Regions from separate parts of the Mus musculus genome. Here region 2 is linked to region 1. The links are chromatin contacts, found by Hi-C or POLR2A ChIA-PET in ENCODE. All regions are on one chromosome and are shown on one strand. The core of a region is the stretch at or near the end of the contact, and the rest is flanking DNA. Distances in the headings are between cores, read along the strand shown. Region 1 holds the start of Ier5l (immediate early response 5-like). Region 2 holds the start of Asb6 (ankyrin repeat and SOCS box-containing 6).

The links. Hi-C counts contacts between places; a loop is a spot of excess contacts on that map. ChIA-PET counts read pairs that join two places held with the same protein, here RNA polymerase II (POLR2A).
Region 2: POLR2A ChIA-PET joins it to region 1 with 10 read pairs in embryonic stem cell. The contact joins the promoter of Asb6 here to the promoter of Ier5l in region 1. A Hi-C loop is called at or near these places in 1 of 37 maps with a recorded cell type or tissue (mouse embryonic stem cell). POLR2A ChIA-PET finds 5 or more read pairs at or near these places in 3 of 5 experiments (Patski and embryonic stem cell).

What each region holds. Positions count from the first base shown.
Region 1 is chr2:30,471,820-30,478,087 of GRCm38, reverse strand. Ier5l (immediate early response 5-like) reads left to right here and starts at 3,889. Exons shown (of 1, transcript NM_030244.3): 1 at 3,889-5,457. The coding sequence starts at 4,077. The coding sequence ends at 5,297. Gm31291 (a long non-coding RNA gene) reads right to left here and starts at 3,780. Exons shown (of 7, transcript XR_003954013.1): 1 at 3,614-3,780; 2 at 2,810-3,013; 3 at 1,652-1,719.
Region 2 is chr2:30,826,020-30,832,287 of GRCm38, reverse strand. It overlaps Asb6 (ankyrin repeat and SOCS box-containing 6), which reads left to right and starts at 3,988. Exons shown (of 6, transcript NM_133346.2): 1 at 3,988-4,214; 2 at 5,190-5,365. The coding sequence starts at 4,102.

The DNA of each region.
Region 1 (6,268 bases), core at 2,640-5,139:
GAATAGCTGCTCTCCTTCCTGGCTGCAAAACCCCAACCTTGCCCTGCAGCACTGACTACTATCACCAGGCAGTCTCCTGTGTTGCCATGCCTAGCTGCCACATGAGGGCCATGGGGGCCAGGGACCCCGTAGAGCAAGTCCCATATGAAACAGCCTCAGCTAGAGCCTGGAGCACAGGGAGACAGGCTGATGTTGAAGGGGCATCTAGGCCAATTCCAGAACACACCCTACCCCCTCTCTGGACCTCAGTTTACCTATCTGGAAATGGGGAGAAGGGTTGCTTGGCCTTAGTCGTTATAGCTTCTACACATTACATTCACTGTATTCTACAGATGTTTATTGAGCACCTACTGTAAATCAGACCCTCACTGAACCCCCTTCCTGACTCTATACTTGTAGAAAGCATCTCTTCTTCTTTGGTCTTAAGGTCTTGGTTTTATCACAAGGAGCTTCCTGGGCCTCCTGTGTCTGCTCTGTGAGAGTCCATCTCTTTCCTTCACTGCAGGGGACAACTGTGTCTTGTTCTTCCTTACACTTCCATGGCCTCCAGGCAAAGGTTATGAAAGCCTCTCTCAGGAGAGTAAGCATATAAACAAACCTAAGAAGTCCCCCCTACTCACTGCACCCCCAAACTCAAAGCACAACACCCCCAAGATGCTTTTCACCCGGGCATCTCCCCTAAAACTATTCCAAAGCCCCAAAGGTTAAATCCCATCTCTGGCCAGGTACCTTCCTAAATGCCCTGAGATCTGGTGTATGCAGCTTCTGGGTACTCACAGGGCATAAGAGCACTGACCCACCTGGGGCTGGCATTGCCTGGGGTTTGAATGGAACCCAGGTCCCCAGTGATCCATGCCCTGCTCTGAGCCGCCATCCCAGCAGACACTTGGTAAATATTGAGGCATTAATTAACTTCCTCTAGGGAATGGTTACTCAGACCAGATGTAATCTACCTGTGTTGGCAAGGAAGAAAGGCGAGCACCCCAACCTCACTCAGGTGATCTCTAGAAACCTTGCCTCGTGCACTGCTCCCCTCTACAAGGTGGTGGCTGAGGGCCCTGCTCATTCACAGGAATACATGCATGCACACAGAAGCACACGTGTGCACACACATATGTACACACACACACACACACACACACACACACACACAGAGTCTTGAATGGTCTCTGTAGCATTCTGCCAAATCATTGTGTGCACAAGCAGAGGTCTGAATGCAGCTGACCCCACTCCATCCATATTTATAAATCCTTACCAGGTGCCCCCCCACAGCCACACCTCCCCCAGGACATGCCACACACACACACACACACATAGTTCAGCTGTCCTTTGTCCTTTGCCTCCTTCAGTGGGAGGTTTTCTGAAACATCTGCAGCAGCTCCCCTGCCCAAAGCTACCTCAAAAAAGATCAAGGGGTTTTATTAAGCCAAACAACTGCTCAGCTTGCTGACCCCAGAGCCCGCACTTGAGAAGGAAGGAAGACTGAGAACAGGCTGCAAAGAAGATTCCCCCCCCCATGGGGCTACACAGAGCCCCCCCAAAGTGGCCACACTTTGCCTGTCTGCACCCCTCACCAATCCCATCCCCAGTGCTCACACACACATAATCACACACACAAGTGAAAGGGCCTTAGAGTTAGTTCAACACTCACCTTGGTACCTGGGGGTGTGGCTCAGTGGTGGCTCAACTGCCTCAGAGCGTGAGACTTCATCATTCCCACTGAAAAGAACTTCACCTTTAGTGGTGGCTGGGGAAGGGATGGGGGAGGGGGGAATACCAAGCCCAAAAGAGGGACCTGATTTCCTAGTCCACCACCCACTTCTATTCCCACTCTGATTCCCAGGCTGGTCCTTAGAGCTATCTTCTATGTCACAGCGCTAAGAATGACTATGAATGTATGGAACCAAGAATGATATTTGCCTCCACAGGAGCTCTGGAGAACTCTGGTCCTGGGGCACTTGGAAAAAATAAATAAATAGATGGGTGGATGGATGGATGGATGGATGGGGCAGGGGCATTACATCATTCATCAGGAGCTAGGCCTGAGGAAGTGTACTCGGCCCCACTAACATATTTCCAGGCACCTACAGAACTCGGTTCAAATCCCGCCACCACCTCTTTCAAGTCTCAAGTTTCTTCACTAAATACTGGGAAAAGACAGCATCCATTGTGAGCCGCAGACTCCCCCAGTTCCAGCTCAGTCCTCCTGGCTGTAGGAGCATCCCGCTCCCTTCCTGAACCTGTAAGCTTCTGAGATATTCAGGTGGGCAGAGATACGGCTTTATACCCCCAGGATGCATGAGGTTACATCCCCAATGCCACCACGTGTGCTTGTTCTGAGGTTCCAGCCTCAGCCCCACAACGTAATCCTGGCCTTGCTGACACAGGGTGAGAAGAGCTGTTCTAACAGTTACATGTCCCCAGATGGTGCGGACGGAGCAGAGCACTGTGCCCAGAGCCTGTGGTCTTAGACAAAGCCTCTTTGGAGCTAGTGACTACGCCTCCTCATCTGAAAACCTGAGCAAACTGTCCCCCGCTTTTGACACTTGCCACCACTTACAGAAACAATTGGTGAGTGGTTTTCTTGAGACATTGGCCAAGGGGCAGAGTTGCTGAGAGGGTCCAAAGACAGAGGGTTTCAGAAGAGCCCCACTCCCCCCCCCCCATCCCCCAGTCCCACTCAAGGGCCCAGCCCTGGACTCTGCCTGGGCCAATTTTCTGACCTAAGTACTAAAAGGAACCTTAAACGCGGTGGATGAGGCTTGCGGCTGGCATCTTGGGCCCCCCACACCCACCCTTGCCCTCTTACTCTCTTTAAGCTTCTCAGTACAAGGGGACTCTCAGGCATCTTCTCTCTTTTCTGCTCTCTGTCCTCAATTGGTCAGTAGATAACTCAGAATAAGAATCTAAAAGTGGAGAAGTCCTTGGCCTGGGTACTCCTGGGGCTCAGGGTAAGGACCAAAACTTAACAGGTTGCTCCACTCAAGCGGTCTCAAGCTTGGCCTCCAAGAACCTTAAAGGGAGAAATTCAGACTTTTCTGGTAAGAGATCCAAGCTAGGCACTTAGGGCTTCTATTGTCATTGATATTAAGTCAGGAAAGAAGAGGTCTCCCAAAAGAGGAGGAAGCTTGGGGCGGGTTCATAGCCCAAACCCCCACCCCCACCCCCCACCCAGGCAGTCTCACGATCACAAAGCTTCTCTACTAGAGATCAAAAATCACTGGGATTTGAGTCAAACAGAAAGAGAGGCCCTTCCGTGACCATTCCCAGAGGCCCCTGGGCTAACACATCAGGTAATCAGGCCCCAAACCCTCTCTTCCAAGACAGCACTCTAGTTCTCAGGTGCGCCCCCCACTCAGCTTTTCTTGGAAGAAGGCTCAGCTCGCCCAGGTTGCCCCCGGCCGTGGCAGGTGGAAAAGAGGAGGCGCCGCGTGGCTCGAAGCGGGGGAACCGCGCGCACCTGCCGCAGGTGAGGCCCAACCATGCGGAAGGGGGCGGAGCCATCTCCGCTGCGCTCAGGTGAGCCGACCCCCAGCTCGCAGGAGCCACGTCCAGGAAAGCTACGAATTTCGACGTGGCTCCCAAGAGGCGACCCAAAGCTGAGAGAGACTACCTCGGAGGCTCCTAGTCCCACGAGGTGCCGCGGCCCCAGGAGAACATTCGAGGCAACGGCGGCGTTGGAGGCCCGGGGTCCGTTCGTTATTTGAATAGCACAAAGGAACCGCCTTGGTCTGATTGGCCAGTCAAGTGGTCCCGGGGAGGGCAGTGGCTGTCAGTCGGAAGGCTCTACACGCTTCTATTGGCTAATCTACAGTGGGGCGGGGCGCTGCTGCCCAGCTAAATAGTTGGGGCCGGGGCCGGCGGAGGCTCATTGCTTTGGCGCCGTCTGGGGAGCGTGAGCCTGCGGGTGGCGCGCAACGCATGGTGGCGACTTCTCTCGGAGTGTCGCCGACCCGCCGACCCGGGCTCGGTTCCCTGTGCCTGGCTCGCCCGGGCGACCAACTGGAGACACACGCAAGGAGCAGCATTCGCAGCACCAGAGGCGGCTGCTCCGCCGCCCGCGTCTCCGCGGGAGCATGGAGTGCGCCCTGGACGCCCAGAGCCTGATCAGCATCTCCCTGCGCAAGATCCACAGCTCCCGGACCCAGCGCGGCGGCATCAAGCTGCACAAGAACCTCCTGGTGTCCTACGTGCTCCGCAACGCGCGCCAGCTCTACCTGAGCGAGCGTTACGCCGAGCTCTACCGGCGCCAGCAGCAGCAGCAGCAACAGCAGCCGCCCCACCACCAGCACCAGCACCTCGCTTACGCGGCGCCCGGAATGCCGGCCAGCGCGGCCGACTTCGGCCCGCTCCAACTTGGCGGCGGCGGGGACGCGGAGGCGCGCGAGCCGGTTGCCCGGCACCAGCTGCACCAGCTCCACCAGCTTCACCAGCTGCACCTCCAGCAGCAGCTGCACCAACACCAACACCCGGCGCCCAGGGGCTGCACGGCGGCGGCGCCGGTGGCGGTGGCCGGGGCGCCCGCGGGCTGCGCGGGGGCGCTCTCGGAGCTGCCCGGGTGCGCTGCGCTCCAGCCGCCGCACGGCGCGCCCCACCGCGGGCAGCACTTGGAGCCGCTGCAGCCGGGTCCCGCGCCGCTGCCGCCGCCCGCGCCCGCCGCGCTCTGCCCGCGGGACCCTCGCGTCCCGGCCGCTTGCTCTGCGCCCTCGGTGCTTCCGGGGGCTGCCCCTTCGACCGTCGCTGCCTCCTCTCCGCCCGCCTCTACAGCCCCTTCCTCATCCACTGGCTTCTACCGGGGCGCGTACCCGGCCCCCTCGGACTTCGGCGTGCACTGCAGCAGCCAGACCACCGTGCTGGACCTGGACACTCACGTGGTGACCACGGTAGAAAACGGCTACTTGCACCAGGACTGCTGCGCCTCCGCCCACTGCCCCTGCTGTGGCCAGGGCGCTCCGGGACCCGGTCTGGCGTCCGCCGCTGGTTGCAAGCGCAAGTATTACCCTGGCCAGGAGGAAGAGGACGACGAAGAGGACGCGGGCGACCTGGGAGCCGAGCCCCCCGGGGGTACCCCATTCGCCCCCTGTAAGCGCGCCCGCTTCGAGGACTTCTGCCCGGACTCGTCCCCGGACGCGTCCAACATCTCAAACTTGATCTCCATCTTTGGCTCGGGCTTCTCGGGGCTGGTGAGCCGACAGCCGGACTCCTCGGAGCAGCCGCCGCCGCTCAACGGGCAGCTGTGCGCCAAGCAGGCGCTCGCCAGCCTCGGCGCCTGGACTCGAGCCATTGTCGCCTTCTAGGGACCCCCGAGGGCATGGGGACCCTGGGCCCCGCGGGGCTGGGGCCAGACAAAGACTCGGCCAAGGGGCGATAGGGAGCGAGCGGGTCCTGGCCACTCGGGGCTGAGCTGGGGACGAGCAGAGGCTGATGTTTTATAAATTGTAAAATAAAAAAAAAAAATCTAAAAATCTTGGACTTTATTTTTGCAGAGAAAAAGCGCCTATTTAAGTATGCTTTGTGTTTCTCTTACTCTTTTCCCCCCCTTTTTATTGTACTGATTGCAGTGGTGTTTAGCGAGGAGCCTGCCACGTGAGGCAGGGCTGCTGCCCGGAGGAGGTGCCCGGCCGCCGGGGGCGAGGCTGGGTGCCCGGGCGCGCCAGGGGCGCAACGCAGGAGGGCGCGGGGCCCCGGACGCCGATTCTAATCAGTTGTCAAGAGCCGGGAAGCCCGACGTTCCGCTCTCCTGAGTGCCTTTCTGGGGTGAGGAACGGGTCTTGTGAAACCCTGAGCAAAAAAACAAAGGCAAACTCTATCTCCAAAAGGGACGTTTCGGTCACATTTCCTCTCTGGGGGCGGCCTCCAAAGTTCTCAAAATGAGAAGGCAGAAATGAAAACACTTCAACTTTTTTTTCTTTTCTTGCCGGGTTGGGCGTCTAGAACCCCTCCTCTCCCCGCCCCTCTGGCTCCGTCCTCCTCCCCCTCCTCCACCCGCCTCGCGGACTCGGGCGGGGGGGGGGGGGGGCACCCTGACACTCTCAGCACAGTTGGGAAAGGGGTGGAGGGCGAGCAGGGCGAACTACATTTCCCATCATGCCCAGCACTGCGGTCCTCACTAAACAAAAAAGGAAGTCGATTCCTTCACCTGGATCCCCGGGGGAGGGAGGGGCCCGGACCGCCGACTGAGCTGGAGACTTTTCGCTTAGCTCCTGGTCAGCTCTAGTGATTGTGCGCGCTTCTAAGTTACCTTGTGCTTTAGCCTTCGGTCCCATCT
Region 2 (6,268 bases), core at 2,739-5,238, 350 kb before region 1:
CGTCCTCCATGGTGGGTGCTGTAGTGGCAGCCATGATTTTCAAATAGCTCACCTGATGGACAGTAAGGTTCCAGTTACATACAAACCCCTGAGGAAGGATGTGGAGGGAAAGCAGGGTGCGAAAAGGGGAACCACTCCCAGCTGCCCACCCAGGGCCTTCTGAGGGACAGCTGGCTAAAGACCAGTCTCCTATGGGAGCCACGAAGGACTTGGGATGGGGCCAAGGTACCACCTGTCCTGGCAGCTGCCCTCCCCAGGCCCAGGTGACAGAGCCAGTGAACGAAAATGAATTATATGTTGTGTCTGAGAAAGTGAGCCGGGGTGTGTGTACCTGTATGTGTGTGTGTGGAGGAGGTGAGAATAATTGTGAATACTCCTATGCCCTAGAATGTCCGTCCATGTGTGAGATAGTGCATGTGAGTCTGAGCAGATATAAGAACAAGAGCATGTGTGTGTGTGTGTGTGTGTGTATGTGTGTGTGCGCATGTGTATCTATGTCTGTCAGTCTGTCTGTCTTCCCAAGGATCAATGAGAAACCAGTCCACCCTCAGGCCAAGGCTACTGTGGATACTAGAGGCCTTTCTCCCTCCACAGAGCTCAGGACTGTTTGCCACCCTTGAGTCAAATGAAGGTTATCACTCCTGGCTTGGGGAACCAGGAGTTGAGGAGCACTGAGGAAGTGACCTTGGTGAGGATGTTTCTTGACAGGGTCTGGAGAGGGGAACAAGGTTGACTGAGCTGGACCAAACTTCAGCCTCAGATGCAGGAGGTGCACACAGGCTACTCCTTACCCACAGCTCTTTTCTGGCTTCAGGTCTCTTGTAGGATATATTCACTGCAGAAAAAAGCCATACAAGTCCAAAGAAGGGTAGGCCAGCGAGATGGCTCAGTGGATAAAGGAGCTTGCTGCTCAAGCTGAAGATCTGAGTTCAATCCCCAGGACCTACATGGTTGGAGGAACCAACTTCCTAAGGTCTCTGATGTGCGCGTGTGCGCACACACACACACACACACACACAGCTTTCTAGATATTGAAAGAATTTTTTTGATCTTTCTTTTTTTTTTTTTTTTAATAGAATCTCATTTGATTGTTCTGGCTGGCCTGGAACTCAATATATAGTCCAGGATGGATGTGAAAACATAGTATTCACTTGTCTCTGCCTCCTGAGTGTTGGGATTAAAGGTCATTGTTGTCATTATTGATGGACAGGTAGAGAGGCTAGCCACTTCTTCTCATGCTTGTTGACTTTTCGTCTGTGATTCACCTATGCATATCCTGTGCCTATATCCTGTAGGAAATGTTTACTGTTTTATTGATTTTTGGAAGTTCTTTATATATTAAGGTTACCTCTGTACATTATTCAGTGTAACCCCTAAACTTCCCTGGGGGAGTAAGGAGGATGCACAGACCTTTTCAGGGTCTAAGGACTGTGTTTGTCCCTCACATGGCTGAGAAGTTTTGGAGTTGGGTGCCAGGATGGAGCTTGTCTAGTCAGGCACAGAGGGAGCAGTGGTGAGGAAAAGAGAGGGAAGGGTCAGAGCTGAAGGCAGGGGCTCTGAATGACAACTTTAATGGAAGGCAGATGGAGGAAACAGGACCCCTTGCTGACAAGAGGGGTCAAGGGGCATAGGGCTTTCTAAAGACAGGAGCCTGGGTGACTGGCTGGCAGTGGAGCCTGGCTCCTCTGTGAGATGCCTAAGGGCTATGAAAGGGCAAAGGTCAGTTCCTCCCTCCTGCAAGTCTAGACCCTCTAAAGATCCAAAGCCAGAGAAGCTAAAGGGACTGTGTGAGTCCCTGGTGGCTTATATGTACCGAGGTCGGATAGACTGGCTGACAGTCTACCCTGCTGTGCTTCCTTGGGCCAGCTCTGAAACCTTGAGCCACATTCCTGCTTGTGAAAAGGAACAATCCTCTTAATCTAACGGCTTCACAGCATCAGTGTGAAGAGGGCTTAGCCCAGTGCTAGGACCCGAGGAGGGCTCCAATAAATGCAAGTTAATTCTCATGTGTTCTATGTGTATTTACACTAAGTATGCATGTATCCACACGTGCTGTATGTGTGTAGAGGTCAGAGGACAACCTGTAGGTGTCTGTTCTCTCCCTCTGCCATAGGGTCCTAAAGACTGAACTCAGGCCACAGGGCTTGGTGGCAAGCCTCCACCTCCTGAACCAGCTCAGCAGCCCAGTTCTTCTTACTCTGCCTGTCCCTTCTCTCAGACACTGGTGACATCAAGATGCCTTTCATTGGACCTCGGCCTGTGAGAGCCAGGCAAGTGATCAAGTCAGAGGTGAAGACTGGCTGGAGAGACGGATCAGCCATTAAAGGCTAGGCTAGGGGAAGATGGTGAGGCCAAGGCCAGAAGGACCACACCTAGATTCACCTGTTGCATGGGGTTTGTATTCTGCCCTCTGAGTTCCACTGAAGCTCTAGTCTGGGGACCTTCAAAGTGACCTTATTTGGAAGAAGGGTCTTGTAGATGTCAGGAGGCTAAACTACTGCTATTCTGGATCAGGGCAGCCTCCAAAGCCAAGTGCTGGAGCCACTGAGGAAAGGAGAAGTGACCTGGACAAAGGCACAGACCCAAAGCAGGAAGCCACGATGTCCAGTCTTCATGGTGCTGGGTATGGAACTCGAGGCATTCTGCTCGGTGAGCCAACTCCCAGGCCCAAAGGGGAACTTTTTTTTTTTTTTCCCCATGAATAGGGATGTTTTGCTTGCATGGCCATATGTGCATCACTTTTGTGCCTGTGCCCACAGCGTCCAGAAGAGGGCACCAGATCCCCTTGGCCTAGAGTTATGGGTGGCTGTGAGCCACTATGAGGGTGTTGGGAGCTGAACCTGGGCTGATCAAGATCTCTCCAGTAACCTGCCACCCTCCACCCGACTCCTCCCCCCTCTTGGAGATAGAGCCTCACTATGTAGTCCTGGCAGGCTAAGAACAGAACCTAGGTCCTTTGCAAGAGCAGCCAGTATTCCTAATTGCTGAGCCATCTCTCCAGCCCCTGTACAGATTTTTTCCCCATTATTCCCTTAACAACCCAATAAACAATGACCAACCTGGTGTTTACTCTGTTGGGTGCAGAGTCCCATAGAGCTGAAATAGGTCATGAGAGGAGCTGTGTACCCATTCTGTGTAAGATCCTTGGCCACTGGGTTTGGTGTCCTGGGCTATCCTGGAACCAAGCCTAGCATCCCAACACTTGAGAAGTGGAGGCAGGAAGGCTCTTGGTTAAAACAAAGAAGAAATTTTGTTCCAAGCCAGTAACTCTATGGCAGATGGCAGGTGCCAAGCAGAGAGAACACAAGCCCCCATAAGGGATTGGAGCTACACCTATGATGGTGCAGCCTCAGGACCATTGACACCTCCCCATAACTGACCTTTTTAGAGTCATCAGGGCCTTGCCGCAGGACTCAAAGTTGCAGCCACTCAAATTTGCGTAGGGGGACGCTACCTGGTACAGTCCTTTCTGCTATGTCAAAGCTTCCTCCTGCTCAGGGTCTAGGCAAGTGATATTATGCCAATTTTCCAGATCAGGACATGAAGGTTCACAGAGTCCCTCCAGTGAAAAGTGGGAAAAGTGGGCAGCCTGTTTGGCTAGGCGTCAAGGGACAGAGAATAAGGAACTGCCCCCAGCGTCTGTGGGGAAGAGTTGGGGTGCAAGATCCTCATTACGCCACTTGGTCTACACAGTGGAGAAACTGAGGTGGTTGCAGCCTTTCCTTAGAGAGTGGCCAAAGTCAAGTAGGCTGCAGAAAGTAGTGTTCAGGCTCCGAATAGGGCCTGTGTCACCTCGGATTGGAGCCAGTCAGTAGCGGGGCCGCATGCCCCGTCGGAGCTCAGACGCCCTTCAGCGGCCTCGCGGGGAATTTCAGTGCGGGGCGGAGCCGGACAGTGATGATCGCCGCGAGGTCCTCCCCGGCGGCAGGGGGCAGTGTGACTCACATGCTCCCTCAAAGGCCCGCACGGACCGGAAGTAGGAGTGGTAGGATAACTTCCGGTGCGGAACTGGGGCCTGGGAGGATTGCTCACCGGCGCGGGGTCTGAACCGGTAGATCGGGAGGTGGTGGCCTGTGGGTGTCGGAACACGCGGCCGACGCCATGCCGTTCTTGCACGGCTTCCGCAGGATCATCTTTGAGTACCAGCCCCTAGTGGACGCCATCCTTGGCGCCCTGGGCATCCAGGATCTGGAGCGGCAGGAGCCCCTGGATGAGTAAGTCGCTGCGGTCCTCTGTGGTTGTCGCAGCGGGAGTGGGAGCTGCGTGGCCGCGAGCTCGAGCTCCAGCCTGAGGCGGGCTCGGAGTGTCTTGTAGGGCAGAAGACCCGGGCCTCTGCTGCCTGTGCATGGATGCTGGAGACGTCCTGGCTGGGGCCGACCGGACTTTCGGCAGACAGCAGGCCTCTCCGAGAGCCTCTGGGGAAGCAAGCCGGTGTGGTCCGTGTGCCCTGTGCAGACCTCCTTGGGTACTCGGAGCGCTACGCCTTCGGAGTGCTTGTGCTACAGAGACAAGCGAGCACCCAGACCGGCATCGCGGTCTGAGATGCAGAGTAGGGTGGGGCAGAGGAGCTAGCAGTCTCACCAAGGATGTCTTTTCTAAACCACATCAGCCCTTTCCTCTGCGGCCTACTCTGTAAATGCAGTGCCAGGCGTTTTTAAGAACTCGGAGGCGGGGCCGCAGGGCTGCACAACAAGGCGCTACTGCCCTCCTTTGGCGGAGCCCAGCATATTTAGGAGGGCTGCCCCAGATAAGCGTTTTGTGTCCGGGCGTTGGTCAGATCTTAGGGCCCACCTGTTGCAAGAGGTCTGGTGGGTGAGATTAGGGCGAAGAGCAAGTAAGGCGCGTCGTGGCCAGGTGACTCTGAAGGTGGTGTTTGGGCCGTTGTCAGAGCTGGGGTAACATATGGAACAGCGTCCAGGCCCAAGATGCACTTAGTAGGTAGTTTTGTCTAGGAAGGGTGAGAGCTTTAGGGCTACCCTCAAGGTGGTGTGAGAGAAGATGGGGCAGAGCCAGCACTTTGACAGCATGCTGAAGGATGGCTTTGAAATCACTTAATGCTTTTGACCAAGAAAGAGTTGTGCCCCACAGAGCATGCGCAGCTTGTGTGGATGCTTGTGAAAGGGCACACAGGCTAGGGCCACTGGCCCCCGTGAGTTCCCACTTTCTCTGTTCTGCCTCTTGGTGCACAGTTCTGCTTCCAGCGAGGAGAGCCGGATCCTGGTCCTCACGGAGCTGCTGGAGCAGAAGGCTCACTCTCCATTCTACCAGGAAGGCGTGAGCAATGCGTTGCTGAAGATGGCTGAGCTGGGCCTGACCCGGGCAGCTGCTGTCCTTCTGCAGAGTGGGGCCAACCTCAATTTCGAAGGTCAGCAGCATCCTGAGGATGGGGGTGGGGTGAGGAGGACTAGGCAGCCAGGCCCAGCCACTGCTTTTCCTCCGGTCTTTGGGGTGACTTCCCTTGTTCTTTTCCTGTGGGTGTCTTTCTGGGGGCTCTTAGCGCCTCTACTCCCACATCTTCCAGATCAATCCTTCTACCATGTAGAGAATACACTGGCAATGCCCAGAGCTAAGGGCAGGTGATTTCTCTGCTCTGAGCTGTCCTGCAGGTTTTGCTCTGGCCCTAGAGGTGGGAAGATAAGCCACACTGGGCATCTGTTACAGCAGGCTGCATAGGTTCTTTACGCATCAGGAATGATGAAGGGCCAGCCACCTGTCCTGCCATTGGCTGTCACCCCTAGGAGGTAGGAGACAGGTAGGGCTGCCTATGAGCTTGTGGGGGTCAGTGCTGACCCCCACACAGGCCTTCATGCCTTTCATTGGAAAACAGGCTCAGAGACTACAGGGAACTTGGGAATCCTACAAGCTACAGATGTTGGGGAGGGGGGGTTATTCCAAAACCCATCCACATTATGGTCAAAGGGCCTGGCTGTGTGATACATGCAGAAGGCTGAGGCAGAAGGATCTCTAGCGACCTTGTGCTACCTAGCAAGGTCAGGGCTGCCAGAGCAAGGTAGTAGGGACCCTGGCTCAAGAAAACAAAGGCTGGCCTAGAGAGATGGCTCAGAGTGTTAAAAGCACTGACTGCTCTTCCATAGGTCCTGAGTTCAATTCCCAGCAACCACATGGTGGCTCACAACCATCTGTAATGGGATTTGGTGTCTTCTTCTGGACAGTTACAGTACACCCATATAAATAAAATAAATCTTTACAAAACAAAACAAAACAAAGGCTGGCTGTGCTAAGCTGGAGCATGAAGCCACACTGCATT